3 separate regions of the Mus musculus genome follow, and regions 1 and 3 are each linked to region 2. Evidence: chromatin contacts called from ENCODE Hi-C or POLR2A ChIA-PET data. All regions are on one chromosome and are shown on one strand. Each heading gives the region's core, a stretch centred on a gene start or an enhancer-like site at or near the end of the contact. The rest is flanking DNA. Distances are from core to core; before and after follow the strand shown.

What was found. Hi-C counts contacts between places; a loop is a spot of excess contacts on that map. ChIA-PET counts read pairs that join two places held with the same protein, here RNA polymerase II (POLR2A).
Region 1: POLR2A ChIA-PET joins it to region 2 with 37 read pairs in Patski. The contact joins the promoter of Letm2 here to the enhancer-like site in region 2. A Hi-C loop is called at or near these places in 1 of 37 maps with a recorded cell type or tissue (ES-E14). POLR2A ChIA-PET finds 5 or more read pairs at or near these places in 3 of 5 experiments (Patski and embryonic stem cell).
Region 3: a map of left cerebral cortex shows a loop between it and region 2 (2.7-fold over the local background). The contact joins the promoter of Plpp5 here to the enhancer-like site in region 2. A Hi-C loop is called at or near these places in 2 of 37 maps with a recorded cell type or tissue (heart and left cerebral cortex). POLR2A ChIA-PET finds 5 or more read pairs at or near these places in 1 of 5 experiments (embryonic stem cell).

Annotation. Positions count from the first base shown.
Region 1 is chr8:25,595,758-25,600,086 of GRCm38, forward strand. It overlaps Letm2 (leucine zipper-EF-hand containing transmembrane protein 2), which reads right to left and starts at 1,739. Exons shown (of 11, transcript NM_001364069.1): 1 at 1,518-1,739; 2 at 605-688. The coding sequence starts at 651. It overlaps D830025C05Rik (a long non-coding RNA gene), which reads left to right and starts at 726. Exons shown (of 1, transcript XR_003947362.1): 1 at 726-3,450.
Region 2 is chr8:25,272,316-25,277,023 of GRCm38, forward strand. Gm39145 (a long non-coding RNA gene) reads left to right here. Exons shown (of 3, transcript XR_001778746.1): 2 at 2,126-2,268. Among named protein-coding and RNA genes, the nearest start is that of Gm39145, 3.6 kb to the left of the region's middle. Within about 2 kb of position 2,176, at least 1 of the 3 ENCODE cell types and tissues checked has a DNase peak (open chromatin) inside an H3K27ac peak, as active enhancers do; it is heart, where a contact is called at or near this core.
Region 3 is chr8:25,717,164-25,721,367 of GRCm38, forward strand. It overlaps Plpp5 (phospholipid phosphatase 5), which reads left to right and starts at 2,885. Exons shown (of 7, transcript NM_028000.1): 1 at 2,885-2,988; 2 at 3,104-3,212; 3 at 3,392-3,482; 4 at 4,011-4,074. The coding sequence starts at 2,927. Nsd3 (nuclear receptor binding SET domain protein 3) reads left to right here. Exons shown (of 23, transcript NM_001081269.2): 23 at 1-2,504.

The DNA of each region.
Region 1 (4,329 bases), core at 489-2,988, 320 kb after region 2:
CCTTTTCCCATTCTTTAATGCAATTTTTAAACATATCAAAATATAGCCTATAAATGGACAAAAGGAAAAATATACAATGAATGTGGCAAGTGGTGAGTGTTCAGTTAATCTTCTGAATGCACAAGTGAGATGACAAGGGACCTTAGACTGGAACATGTCCTGGGCTAAGCTTGTTTAAGAGCCATTTTACTTTTCCTTACACCTGAGGTCCTCGTGTAATCTTCATCAATAACAGAAATGCCACTCTAAAACTGTCTCATCTATTTTCCTCTATCATGTATTTCCAAAATTACTCAGCTTACATTCTAAAGCAGTTCAAATTAAAATATGTTCTTCCTTGAAATGTATTGAAAACTCAGCAAGGTTTTCTGTACTAAGCCAATCTTTTTGTTTTGTTGGTTACTTCCTTTATTTATTTATGTATATTTTTGAGACGGTCTTGATATGTAGCCCAGGCTGGCCTTGAACTCAGAGACCAGCCTGCCTCTGTCTCCTGAGTGCTGGGACTAAACGCATTTGTCACCACGTCTTTTACAACACATGTTTTTCATATAGATGCATGAGTTTATATACATTTTTTTTTGTGGGAAACTCCAAGCCTTACCTTGTCCAGAAAATAGCTAAGAATGAATTATAACTGTAGAAGGCCATGTTTATTTTTTTTGTTTCAACTAACCAACACAGAGACCTAGGCAAAAGAAGCAAACAATTTAGTATTTTAAAAAGGAATCAATTAAACATGAGAATTTAGGTGGTTTTTTTTTTTTTTTAAGAAAAACTAAGGCAAAGAGAGAGATTTGCATATTCAAGGTGTAAAATTTCCTTCAAGTTCATTTACAAAAGCCTCAGTATTTTCTTAGCTCTGGATTTGAAAATGGTACTTTTTCGATCCAAACACACAGAAATGGGTTCTAAGAAGATGATCCTGAAGACGATGTGGCCTCCAAAGGCTTTTTTTTTTTTAATTTTTTAAATTTCTGGTCAATAGTGTCTAATAATCTGCTGCGACGGTTAAAAGGAGAAAGACATCTTTATCTGTAACCAGAAAATACAAGTAGAAAGTAAGCACCCTGGATTCATTTACCACCAACCCAAAAGTCTAAAAGTTCTCACTAATTTCATGTGGGAACAGCGAAGACATAATGGTATCTACTAAAGGCTCAAGCGCAGATGCAGAATCTCCAGAGTCCGAACTAAGCTCTGTACCTTTAACTAAAACCGTTCTCCACCCCGAGCCGCTTCTCAGCTACTGGCATAACACTGCGATCTCGCAATCGTGCCGGAAGGAGGTTCCCCAGGCCCTCAACCCCACCCTATGGAAACCTCAGCTAAAAAGTAAACATCGCGAACCGGGCACAGCACCTCGGAAACCAGCCCCACCGCGGACAGCGCTCCTCCGGAGGGAGGCCGGGCCTGTTGCGGAGGCTCCCCAGCCCTTGGCCCCGGGGCTACGGGCCACTCCCAGGCAGTCTGCCCGGCGTTTCGGGGGAACCCCACGCCCAGCGCTGCGGGGTTACCTCTGCACCCCGCGCTCGCCGCACCGGTGCAAAAGGCGCCCTCGGCTCTCGGCCGGTAGTCTCCGCGGAAAGTGGGGAGGACTGCGGTGGGTCTGGGGATTGTTGGAGTGGGGTCAGGTACACCGTAGGGGAGAATGTCCAAAGTTTAGGGGAGAGATCGGGGTTGACGGGAGACGCCGAGGGAGCCCTTGTCCGCTGCGAGGTGACTAAGGCCCCAACCCTACCTTCCCAATTCCTCCCCGCCCCCACGCTAAAGGGGCCGGAAGCCCAGTCTCCATGGTTCCACCTCCTGCGCCTCGCCCTGTGACGTCACTCCGAGTGACGCCACTACCATCCAATGAGCTCTCAAATCCTGGGACTGGCTCGCGTCCTTCACGGCAGCCGCGCGGAAGGCAACAAGGTCCCCCGCACGAGCCCGCGAAGTCACTTCTGGGTCGGAGTTAGTTGAGGCAGCGTCTGTACTACAGGACCAAAGCTGCGTCCCCCCCCCCCCCCTGCCTGCCCACATTCTGTAGTCTAGCCAACTCCTCGAGAACTCCTTGAATGGAGGCCCTACCAGAGTAAGGTCTGATAGTAGCCTTTGTAACCCAAATTGGAGTCACTGATGACATCACTTTGATGATTCCGTTCCTCACCCTTTAGTCTCCGAAACTGCCTAGAGGTCTTGGGTTGGCGAAGGAGGTTGTGAGGTCCTGGTGGCAGAGGGGCAGCACTGAGAAAAAAAAAAAAAAAAAAAAAAAAAACCTTTCTTCTGCGGGGTCGAAGGCTGGAATGCTTCTGAAATCTTCATACGGAATTTGATTTTTCTCTTTAAAAAATGGTTTCATGTTGTCGCTTATCATTAGTTGTGTAGAAATCTCAACATTCAAAAATATATTCTAGAGTACTTGTTAAATAAGATAGGCATTGTGGGTTTGAGGACGTTTACGTTCCTAGGGCGGGCAACTAGCCATCTTGGGAAAGTTAAAGTTCTGAAAGCATTCTTGTTCCTATTTATCTGTTTTTTTTTTTTTCAATTTCTTTTTATTTTGCGGGGTTCTTATGTAACACGGGCTGGGCTGGAACTCAATAGGTAGTAGCAGAAAGTGGTCTTGAACCCTTGAACCACCTGCCTGCCTCCCCAGTGCTTAGTTACAAGTGTGTACCACTGCAGCCATCTTTGACTCTATATTTTAGTTTGCTTGCTTATTTATTTATTTAGAGACAGGGTTTCACGATGTAGGCCTGGCTGGCCCAGAACTCGTTATGTAGACCAGGCTTGCCTTGAACTCACAGAGATTCATTTGCCTGGTCCTCTAAATTGCTCAGATTTAAATGTGTGCACCACCATGCCTGGCTCGAGCTTTCTTCAACTTTTCTGAGAACTCTGATGATAAAATTATGAGCTGTACAAAATAGAATAAGTTTTGAGGGCTGGGCATGGTAGTGCATGCCTTTTATGCCAGTACTTAATAGACAAGACTGGCAGATCTGTGTGAGCTCAAGGTCACTCTGGTCTACAAAGTGAGTTCCAAGACAGCCAGGGCTACACAGTGGGATCCTGTTTCAAAAGAACTAAAAAAGAAAAGAAAAAAAGAAATGGAGGCCGTTTTTAATCCTAAAAAAAAAAAAAAAAAAAAAAGTATATTTCAACTAACCGAATGGACTACTTAAAATAAGCAAAACTTTTCAGTTTGGCCACTAGGGGTCCCTTTGTGCATGTCAGGCAATTTTCCACTAGGGGTTCTGTTTCACAGTCTGATCATAAAGAATTGAAATTTACAAAACTTAACTCCTCCTTCCCCGCCTTGAGACAGGGTCTCACCATGTAGCCCTGGCTGGCCTGGAACTCACTGTGTAGACCAGGCTAGTCTCGAACTCACTGAGATCCTCCTGGCTCCTGATTAAAGAGCTTATTATGTCCCATAATAAAGAGATTATGTCCCATGCTAAAGCTTCCCTCTCCTTGTTTTCTCGCTCTGATAATTCCAAGCTCTACAGTAATTATTTTAATATTTGTCAAATGCAAAAACATTCTTATCATTTTACAATGAAATATCTTATGGAAAAATTCTTATCCATGAATTATATTCACTTACAAGCAGGTACAGTAAAATGTATTATTTAAAAGCCAGATGAACTATCCCATACCCAGTATTTGAAACATAAAGAAGATTTTTTAATCTGGTCACAAGTTAACAATCCAGTTCTTTTAAGAAGGGTTGGGGGGATAAGAACCCTGATGAGACCCATTTGTTCAAAGCAATGAATACTTTCTCCAGGTTTGTATACTTTATCAGGTTTGACAATTTGGTGTTTAGGATAAATTGAATATATTTTTACCACCATAACCTGGAGAAACCTCTTCTGCTTCTGTCTTGATAAGCTGTTTGCTCGTTTGCTATTGAAAAGAGTAAGCATGGTTTGAACCTCAGAATAGGTTAGATGATGGAAACATAAAGTATTATGTGTGGGTAAATTGGGGAAGGAGGATTTCTGGGTCTAACAAGACTTAACAGATGAACAGTAAAGTGGTCTAAGGAGGTAGCTCATCTGAAAAGGTGCTTGCAGTGCCACTGATGATGGGAGTTCAAGCCCTGTAATACGGTGCAAGTCTGGAGCTAGCTCCCACAAGCACTCCTCTCATATTTGCACACACACAAAATAACACAAAAATCAACACTATTGTTCCTGTGCATGGTGGCACACACTTTAATTATAGCACTTGGCAGGCAGAGGCAGAAATTATATTAGGTTGAGGCCAACCTGGTCTTCACAGGAAGTTGAACAGCCAGGGACCCTGTCTCAAAAAAAAAAAAAAAAAAAAAAAAGA
Region 2 (4,708 bases), core at 926-3,425:
CGAAGTCTCATCATCACCCCTCAAAGAAAACAGATCATACCTGGTATTTCATCAGAGCCAAAGCAAGAGGCCTCCAGTGGGCCCAATTTCTGTTCCTGCTTTCAGTCATACAGCAAGCAGAACAACCCACCTTCTGTAGTTTAAACCCCAATGGCTTCCCAGTGTTAGTGTGGGATCCTTCAAACATCCCATGGCAGCTAGACTTGCCTACGCCCTCTAGCCTTGCCTGCCACAATACGCCCAGTTCCTTGATGCTTCTTTGTCTTCAAGAAGGAAATCCTTGTTTTTCCTCTCAGGTCTTTGGGGACCTTAACCAATGGTACAGATTGGTCATATATACCACGCACGTCTCCAGGAACTCAAGCAAACAACAAAAAGACACTAAAAAACTGTTACATAAAATATGTCCTCTGTTCCTAACCATGACAAATTCTTCCTAATGACAAAACTGAAAAGCCTGTGCTCAACACATGTGAGCAAAATAGAACAACTGAATCCAATTATTACTGTGCATGTCTGAGTGTTCTGGGTTTTTGTTAGTGAAACTTGAATAGGAACTTAAACAGAGACATGCATTATTTATAACAAAGTATACATTTATTGTACAGAGATACTTTCAATTAAGAAAAATCACGACTATGGTCACCATCAAGTAATTTACGTTCTATTAAGGTGAGCTATAAGGAAGGGTTTTAAATGCTATTGTCTCAACGTGTACAGAACTTAAGCATATTATTACTTAAAATATAACAACTGTAAATTAGAAGTTAAAATGGTTTTTATGTATGTTTTCAAAAGAAGTTACTTTATTCAAGTGTTCAATATTATTTATTTTTTGTGATTAAAAAATCTTTATTTATTTTAATTTTATAGATATATGTGTTTTGTCTACATGTAATCCTGTGTACAACATGTGCACCTGATGACCACAGGGGCTAGAAGAGGACATCAAAGCTTTTAGATCTGGAGTTATAGAGAGTTGGCCACCATATGGGTGCTGGGTGCTGGGTGCTGGGTGCTGGGTGCTGGACCCAGGTCCTCTGCAGGAGCAGCCAGTCCTCTCCAGACCAACATTTAGACTCTTCATGGGCTGCCTCCAGATTCAAGTGGTGCATCAGCAAAGCCAGGCCCTCTCAGCACTCTACAAACCAATCCGAATCCCTTTCAAAATTATTTATAATTACATAAATTCATATTCAATGTGTGGTGTGAATTTTTATAATGATTATTTGAAAAAACAATTTGAAAATTCAACTAAATTATATTTTAAAACTTGAGGATTCAACTAAATTATATAAAACAGTTCCTTTTTTAAAAAAGGGGATTTATTTATTTTATTTATATGAGTATACTGTAGCTGTCTTCAGACACACCAGACGAGTGCATTGGATTACATTACAGATGGTTGTGAGCCACCATGTGGTTGCTGGGAATTGAACTCTGGACTTTGGAAGAGCAGCAGTCAGTGAGTGCTCTTAACCTCTGAGCCATCTCTCCAGCCCTATAAAACAGTTCTTTTGTGTTTTTGTTGTTTGCTTGTTTGTTTTTCCTAAGAATTGAACCTGGGCCTCATTTATGCTACATATATACTAATTTAAGCTACATCCCTTAATGTCCTCAGCTTTAGTGTTCTGTAACCATCTGGCTCTTGGGGGGCTGTTTGGTTGTTTGGTTGGTTTTGGTTTGGCTTTAGTTTTGGTTTTAGTTTTTCGAGACAGAGTTTCTCTGTGTAGTACTGGAACCTACTTTGTAGACCAGGCTAGCCTCAAGCTCAGACATCTTGCCTCTGCCTCCCCAGTGCCTGGACCAAACGTCTGCATAGACCACCATTACCCAGTTCCAGATGGCCGAGAAGATAAAGGATTGACGTGTTTCAAGTATTCGACCGGTTACAAATTGTTTCAAAACGTTCCTCATTCTGTGTACGTGGCTGCAGATACTCCTTTAACCCCTGGGCATCTGCGGAGCGTGAACAGGGAGGATGGCCAGAACTCCAGGACATCACCCTTTGTTCAGCCCACTGCATAGATGTTATCTGAGAAGGAGCCCTGGGTGCATTAATCTGTTTGTCCTCTTACCCAAGCGCGTCAGCCATGTGACCCTGTGTTTGTCTCAACTTTGGCAGACCACAACCCACAACAGTGACGCATGCGGATGAGGTGGTAGAGAAGCATCTGCCTGGAGTCTGAACAAGATGAGTAAACACCGATGCCTGTGAGCCTCCGAATCCCACGGCCCAGGGTGTGGCCTCTATGGCCTTGGCCAAAGGTAACTCAGTAAGGTCAGCCTCTCCTCTCGCCAAGGACTTCTTTGCTGCCAGACCTTCCGAGCCTACTCAGAACACCTGAGAATGATGCCCACCTCCCCACCCCCAATTGTCTGTATCCTGTGGCTTTCTGTGTGGTTTAAAACAGTCAGCCCACCCTGTATCTCATTAGGGTTTGTTTTGAAGCAGGATCTCAAACTAGAGACCCTTCTGGCTCCCAGCACGAGGTGTCAGGACCACAGGCAGGAGCTACTGTAGACGTGCCAGTGTGTATTATGCACCGCTCGCTCCTACCTTTCTTTACCCGCCACACTTTCTGCCATATTCACAGGGTGTTAGGAGCCTTTTGGCAATGATCAGACACTCGTGACCATAACATTTCAGGGCTGCAAATGACCCAGGCCTTTGTGCTTGCTCACTGCCTACTCCCTCGAGAGGTCCCGAGGACCACTGATGCAGAGGTGCCTCATTAGTCACTGGGAGCCAGTAGACCAGCTGGAACTGAAAACAGACTCTTCCAAGAAAAGCCTGGGTTTTCCCCTTAGGCGTGCTGGGGTGCAGAGGAGGCCCACAGGACCTAGCGACCGCCTTAGCATTCCAGCCCGCTGGACAGGCACGCATTTCTTCCTCAAGAGGGCGCCGGCTGCCTGCGTCTAAGCTGTTGGCAAATGGATTCAGAGGACGGGAGTGACCTCTGGCCCAAGCACAGGGTTTCAAAAGCACCGGGGACATTCCAGCCACATCAAGATTGGGATACCAGTTCCGTAGATCCCATAAGTTCCGTGTTTCTGGACAGTTGAGGACTCTTTGCTTTAGCATCTTTCAGGAAGTTGAGACCTTTTCAGCCTCTGCGCGGTCGGCGTTTTGGACTTAGATGAGGAGGGGATCCTTTTCGGAGGAGCACAGCAGCCTCGCCCTGCACCCCGACAAGGACGTGCCAGGGCTCACCCCGCCTCTCCTTCAACGCTAGGATGGGTGGAGATCCGTCGTCCAGTGATGTAAGGGAGACTCTTGTGGCCCTCAAAAACTCGGAAACCAAGCTGGAAGGCTATTTCTGAGCATACCCCAGACCCAAGACAGAATTCGTGAATGTTCTACACAGGATATCACGATTTCTGTCCTGTAAACTTTTCTTCCAGGGAATTTTTTTTTCTCTTATTTGTTTTATCATCTCCAAATGGTGATCGTTTGAGAATTATGTGGTGTTTATCCTCCTGGCTATAAACTCTAAACCAGTGCAGGGGCTCCACCCCCCACTCCACCCCCCCCAGCCTGCATAGTTCCTATTTCTCAGGAGCCATTTATCTCCCTTTTATTGTTGTTTTCTTCATTGGCTTCCCCCTCAGCCAGACAGGCTTAATAACTGGCAGTCATCACGTACAGCAGAGTGGTGGCAGCCACCCCCGCAAAGGGGACCCAGTCGTTTCCCAGAGCCAGAATGCTCTGTAGCCACGGCCTCTATTGTTTTCTTAGCAGACTCCGGTTTTGTTTCTTGGCTCTCCTTGAATGAAGAAACTCTTAAAACATCATGTGTCTGCCTTGCTTTGTGTAGGAAAGCGCCGTAAACAGGAAGTCTACACACACACACACCCCTCCCAAAATAAAAGTGACCAGGCAATTAGGGCTTCTAGCATGACTTAACCCCCACTGCCCAGGCACCTTGGGGGGAAAGCTGGACTCCATTAATCAGGCCAAAGCACAGCTACAGGGAGGCCTGCCGGCAGCCAGAGAGGAGAGTGGGTGCCAAAGATCTGCCAAGAGAGGAAGAACAATATGGCCCACAGGCCTGCGTGAAAACCATCTCAGCCAAGTTGCAAAGAACGCATGACAATCTTTTGCATTGTCCTAGAGTGGCCTGAGAGGCCTCACTGGGAGCAGAGAGCTCAGTTGCCTAGCATTCCAGCCCTGGCACTTGGCTGCTTCTGCTGTTTTCAGGGCTGATTTGTAGTATGGGTACTGAGACTCCTACTACGTCGCCACACCAGCTTCTGAGAAACTTTATATCCTCAGTCATCAGCCAGTGTTGACTCAGTGTGGTTTCTCCCGGTCCATCCTGCCTAGGATGGAGTCTTACCTAAGTCAGCATCATAGACAACTAAGGAGGCAGGAGACTGGGGGGGTGCAACACCATGATAGAGCATGGTTTAGCATGCTGTGGTCCTGGGTTCCATCCTCAGTTACAAAAATGTAAGGAGGGAGGGAGGAAATAAAGAAACAGGTGGAATGGTACAATGATTTTTGAATTCTTAGGGAGAAGATAGAGAAACAGCGTGCGCCCAAGAAAGAGGTCTAGTGGAGTCTCTCTTCACAAGGAAACTCAGATTGGGCAGGAGCTTTCAACAACAAAGGATGCAGGAGGATAGTGCAATAGTTCTCAAGTCGGAAGGACAAAAAGACATTTTTAGGACAGGTTCTAAGCACACCTGGGAATGCAACACATAG
Region 3 (4,204 bases), core at 1,635-4,134, 450 kb after region 2:
TAATTCTCAAAAATTACCTTTCCTAAGCTGTAGAATAGACTTGAGTTTTCTGTGCGTTATATAAATAACATATATATATATATAAATATAAAATGTTTTATATATATAAGTGGTGTGTGTGTGTGTGTGTGTGTGTGTGTGTGTGTGTGTGTGTGTACACATACATACTGAGTTAGGAAGTATTTGAAACTAAAGAGATAATAAGGGCCTGCAGCCCACTGCTTCTGTCAGTGTCTCCCACTGCAGTGTTTGCGGAAGTGTGTGTAACTAATATGGATCTGAGATACTGAGGGTCTGTCTGCTCATGTGAAATACTCGGCTGGACTGGTAGGCAGCTTTTATGCAGTGGCTTCTTTTTTGAGTACTTTCTTACTGTTTCGGGTCAAAGCCAGACTACAGTTTGAAGTCCTCCCATTATCTGTTCAGAACATAGACCCGGCTCTCCAAGACCTGCCGCTAATCTTGTCAAAACAACACTCCTCTTGCAGCACTTCCCCACGGAGCTAAAATGCTGCCAACCACATGCCATGCCCTAATGGGAGAGGGAGACAAATTGCCTCAGTCTCCCTGAGCGTGAGCAGCGTATGGTCTTTATGTTTCTCAAGGCACTGCTTCATTTCTAGACTTGAATTGCTTTTCACGTGGCTGTTGCATCTGACCATCCCGGACTCTGCCAGGCTGCTAAGGGCAGCGTGGAAGTGATCGGATGGCAAGGTCCTCAGGAAGGACCGCCCACACTTGGTCTTTGCTTATTTGTAACAGAATGGTTGGTTACGGAAAGGTCTGGTCCCTCCTTGGATGGACGAAGGGATCCGTGTAGGCAGCTTTGCAGTGGATTGTTGTATGGACTGAGGTGTCACAGTTTTCACCTTGGGTGGGGGAATGGGAATGTGGGGAGAAAGGGAGGGAAAGGTACAGTGCAGTTCCCCTAACACCGAGACCCCCCCACCCCATTTGAATTCAGGCTCTTCAATTCCTTGGGACTTCAGATTCTCATTTTATATTTTACAGTTTTAAAATTAAGACATGGAAAGCATCATGTTGTATACTGTCAGATATGCAGTCCTCCCGACGGGAGCACGGGCATCTTAGGTTTCTTGGCACCTTTGAGGTCGGAGCTCGTGCATGTTGAGAAATGATTTCCCTGCGTCTTTGTTTTGCCTTTTTCTCCTTTCCTTGCCTCACCCCTGGGTAGCTGGTCTTTCTGTTTAACATATGCTTGTGTGGGGGGAAGAGGGCGCACTTATGTTATACTCCTAAAATGCTATGTATAACCTTTGTTTCAAAAACCCATTTCCACTGGGCATGGTTGCACACGCCTTTAATCCTAGCACTCCAGAAGCAGAGGCAGGAGGATCTCCGAGAGTTCAAGGCCTACCTAACGCTTCCCAGCCAGCCAGGACTATGTAGAGAGACCCTGTCTCAAAAAGGGGGGGAAAATCAATTGTTTGGCTTTTGTCAATCCATTGCAAAAGTGGCAGATGTGAGCGCTTGTATTTGTGTATGGGGGAGGGGGGAGAAAAGTATTGTTTGTCCTTCAGTAGGCTCTGAAAGTCATTGACTTGTAAGTTCAAGGGAAAATAGAAGTTGCCAAAGTCAGTATTCGGTCCTTGGTTTTCTTGTGACTTCACTGCGTCCGTTAAGGGACGAGAAGCCTTCCTTACCTGCTGACTGAGCCTTGCTCTGTGCAGATGGCTTTCAAGTATCTGCCATTTTGCCTCAACAGGGAATTCTTGTCAGTTAAAGGGAATGAGGGAATTACACTTTTGTTATCAATTAACATCTCATTTTTTGTACCCTATGGTAAGTAACTGTATTGCCGCTAATAACCAAGTTGCTAACTGATTACAGCTGGCTAAAAAGTTCTTTTTATATACAAAGATTTGTGTATTTTCAACTGCTATGGCAAATTCATTTGTGTCCATTTAAATATTACACAATAAACACATATCTGCAGATCCCACCCTCACCTTGTGTTCTTTGAATAAAGTTCTTGATAGATTGTTTACATCTGTATTTACCTGTAATGAACGCTGTAGACCTGTGAAATATCAAAGTGTCAACATCCATTAGTCAGTCTCTTTAGTTTCTGTGACTTGGCGCTCCTAACACTAAGGGGTTAGTGTTAATGTTCCCCAGGGGTATTCTACTAGGGCATTACTGTTTAATGACTTCAAAATATAGTTTAAGGATTTTGTTTATTGACCAATGTCTTATTGCAAAGTATGAGCCTACCATCTTAGTTAACCTGTACATATCTGTTAACTAGTGTAGTGTATGTGAGATTGCCTGTAACATTTGAGCTTCTTACTGATGTGTGCTGGTGGGACAGGTTTTGTACATTGTATTTACTGGAATCCTGCCTTTTTAACTTACAGATACTTTAGAATTCAAATATGTTTTCTGCTTCTGTAAGAATGTGGGAAAGCTTTTAATGGCATTCCATTGATTTCAGGTCTTGCTTGAGGTTGACTTTAATAAATTGTCCTGTATGGTCTACTTAAGAATATGGGCTGGTTCTTTACCTGTAATTTCATGGTACAGTTTACTGGGAAATGAGACACAAAAATACAACCACTCACCCTCAGCCCAGTTTTTTCCCTTCGAAATGCTCCAAAGACATAGTTTCTTTAAAGTGGGCTTTCTGGTTTGCTTTTGTAGAGGAAGCATCTCTGGAGAATGACGTTCCTTTTCTTGTCCTATAAGCTGATCTGGGTGGTTGGTGAAGGACACATTGCTTTGAGACCCAAAGGTGATCTGTTAGGTGGTACTCATAACACAGCAAATGAGCTCTGAATTTCCTGTAGCCCGGAGGCCCCGCTGGTAGTCAGTCCCCGCGGAGTTCGCTAGGTGGCGCTGGACACCGGGCGGGCGGAACCACGGCGCGCCGGGGCCACGTCAGCGTCTGATCCGCACGTATGGCGGGATGGGGACGGCGGCCCTGGGAGCCGAGCTGGGCGTGCGGGTCCTGCTCTTTGTGGCTTTCCTGTAAGGATCTGTCAACGCTCCCAGGCGTCCCTGGGCGCTCGCACTTCCTAAGCGGCTCGGGGCGGCAGGTTCTTCCGCCGAGGTAGCCTGTCAATCTTCCCCGTTTCCTCCCCAGGGTGACCGAGCTGCTCCCTCCCTTCCAGCGGCGGATCCAGCCCGAGGAGCTGTGGCTCTACAGGAACCCGTACGTGGAGGCGGAATACTTCCCCACCGGCCGCATGTTTGTGCGTGAGCTGCCCTCCCGCCCTCCTCCGCTGGCAGGGACTCCTCCCCTGCCTTGAGTTCCAGGGCTAGGGCGAGGCGTCTGGTGGGCAATCTGAGCCCCGATCTTGGTTAGTGCGCGGCAGCTGGTGCTTTAGGCCAGGAGGGACTTGGTTTTACCGACCCTGTGTTTTACCTTCAGGTCATTGCCTTTCTCACTCCACTGTCCCTGATCTTCCTCGCCAAGTTTCTAAGGAAAGCTGACGCTACCGACAGCAAGCAAGCCTGCCTCGGTAAGTCGCCCTTGTTCCAGTTGTTCCTGTCTTAGTGTTGGCAAGTAGCTATGGGGTTCAGCTACTCTGTACCCCTAAAGTATGTCTTTTTACCCCATGAGACCAAAAAGCAGTACTGATGAGAATGTGCTTAATAACACAGGCGCCACACAGGTGTTCCTTTTTGTTTGTTTGTTTTTTCGAGACAGGGTTTCTCTGTGTAGCCCTGTCTGTCCTGGAACTCACTTTGTAGACCAGGCTGGCCTTGAACTCAGAAATCCACCTGCCTCTGCCTCCCAAGTGCTGGGATTAAAGGCGTGTGCCACCACGCCCGGCCAGGTGTTCCTTATTAACACAGACACCACACAGGTGTTCCCTATTAACACAGGTGCCACATAGGTGTTCCTCAGTGCTCCACTTCTCTGCCCCTAGGCCGTTTGGGTTTTTATTCTGGTTGGGTTCTATCTCAAAGCAATGAAGGCTCTACTCATGAGGTGGTGGCTTACTCTTCTCCAAGCAGATGGCACTAACGGCTTCTTTGCTTTCCAGCTGCCAGCCTTGCCCTAGCTCTGAATGGTGTCTTTACCAACATAATCAAACTGATAGTGGGCAGGTAAGTGAGAAGCCTTGGCACTCAAACCTCCCTGAGCGCCCCCCACACACACACCACCACATTCTCAAGCAGTGTTTACCCGGATTCTCAGACTAGTCTCTCCTTTCTCACCAGAACTCCCTCTCCCTGC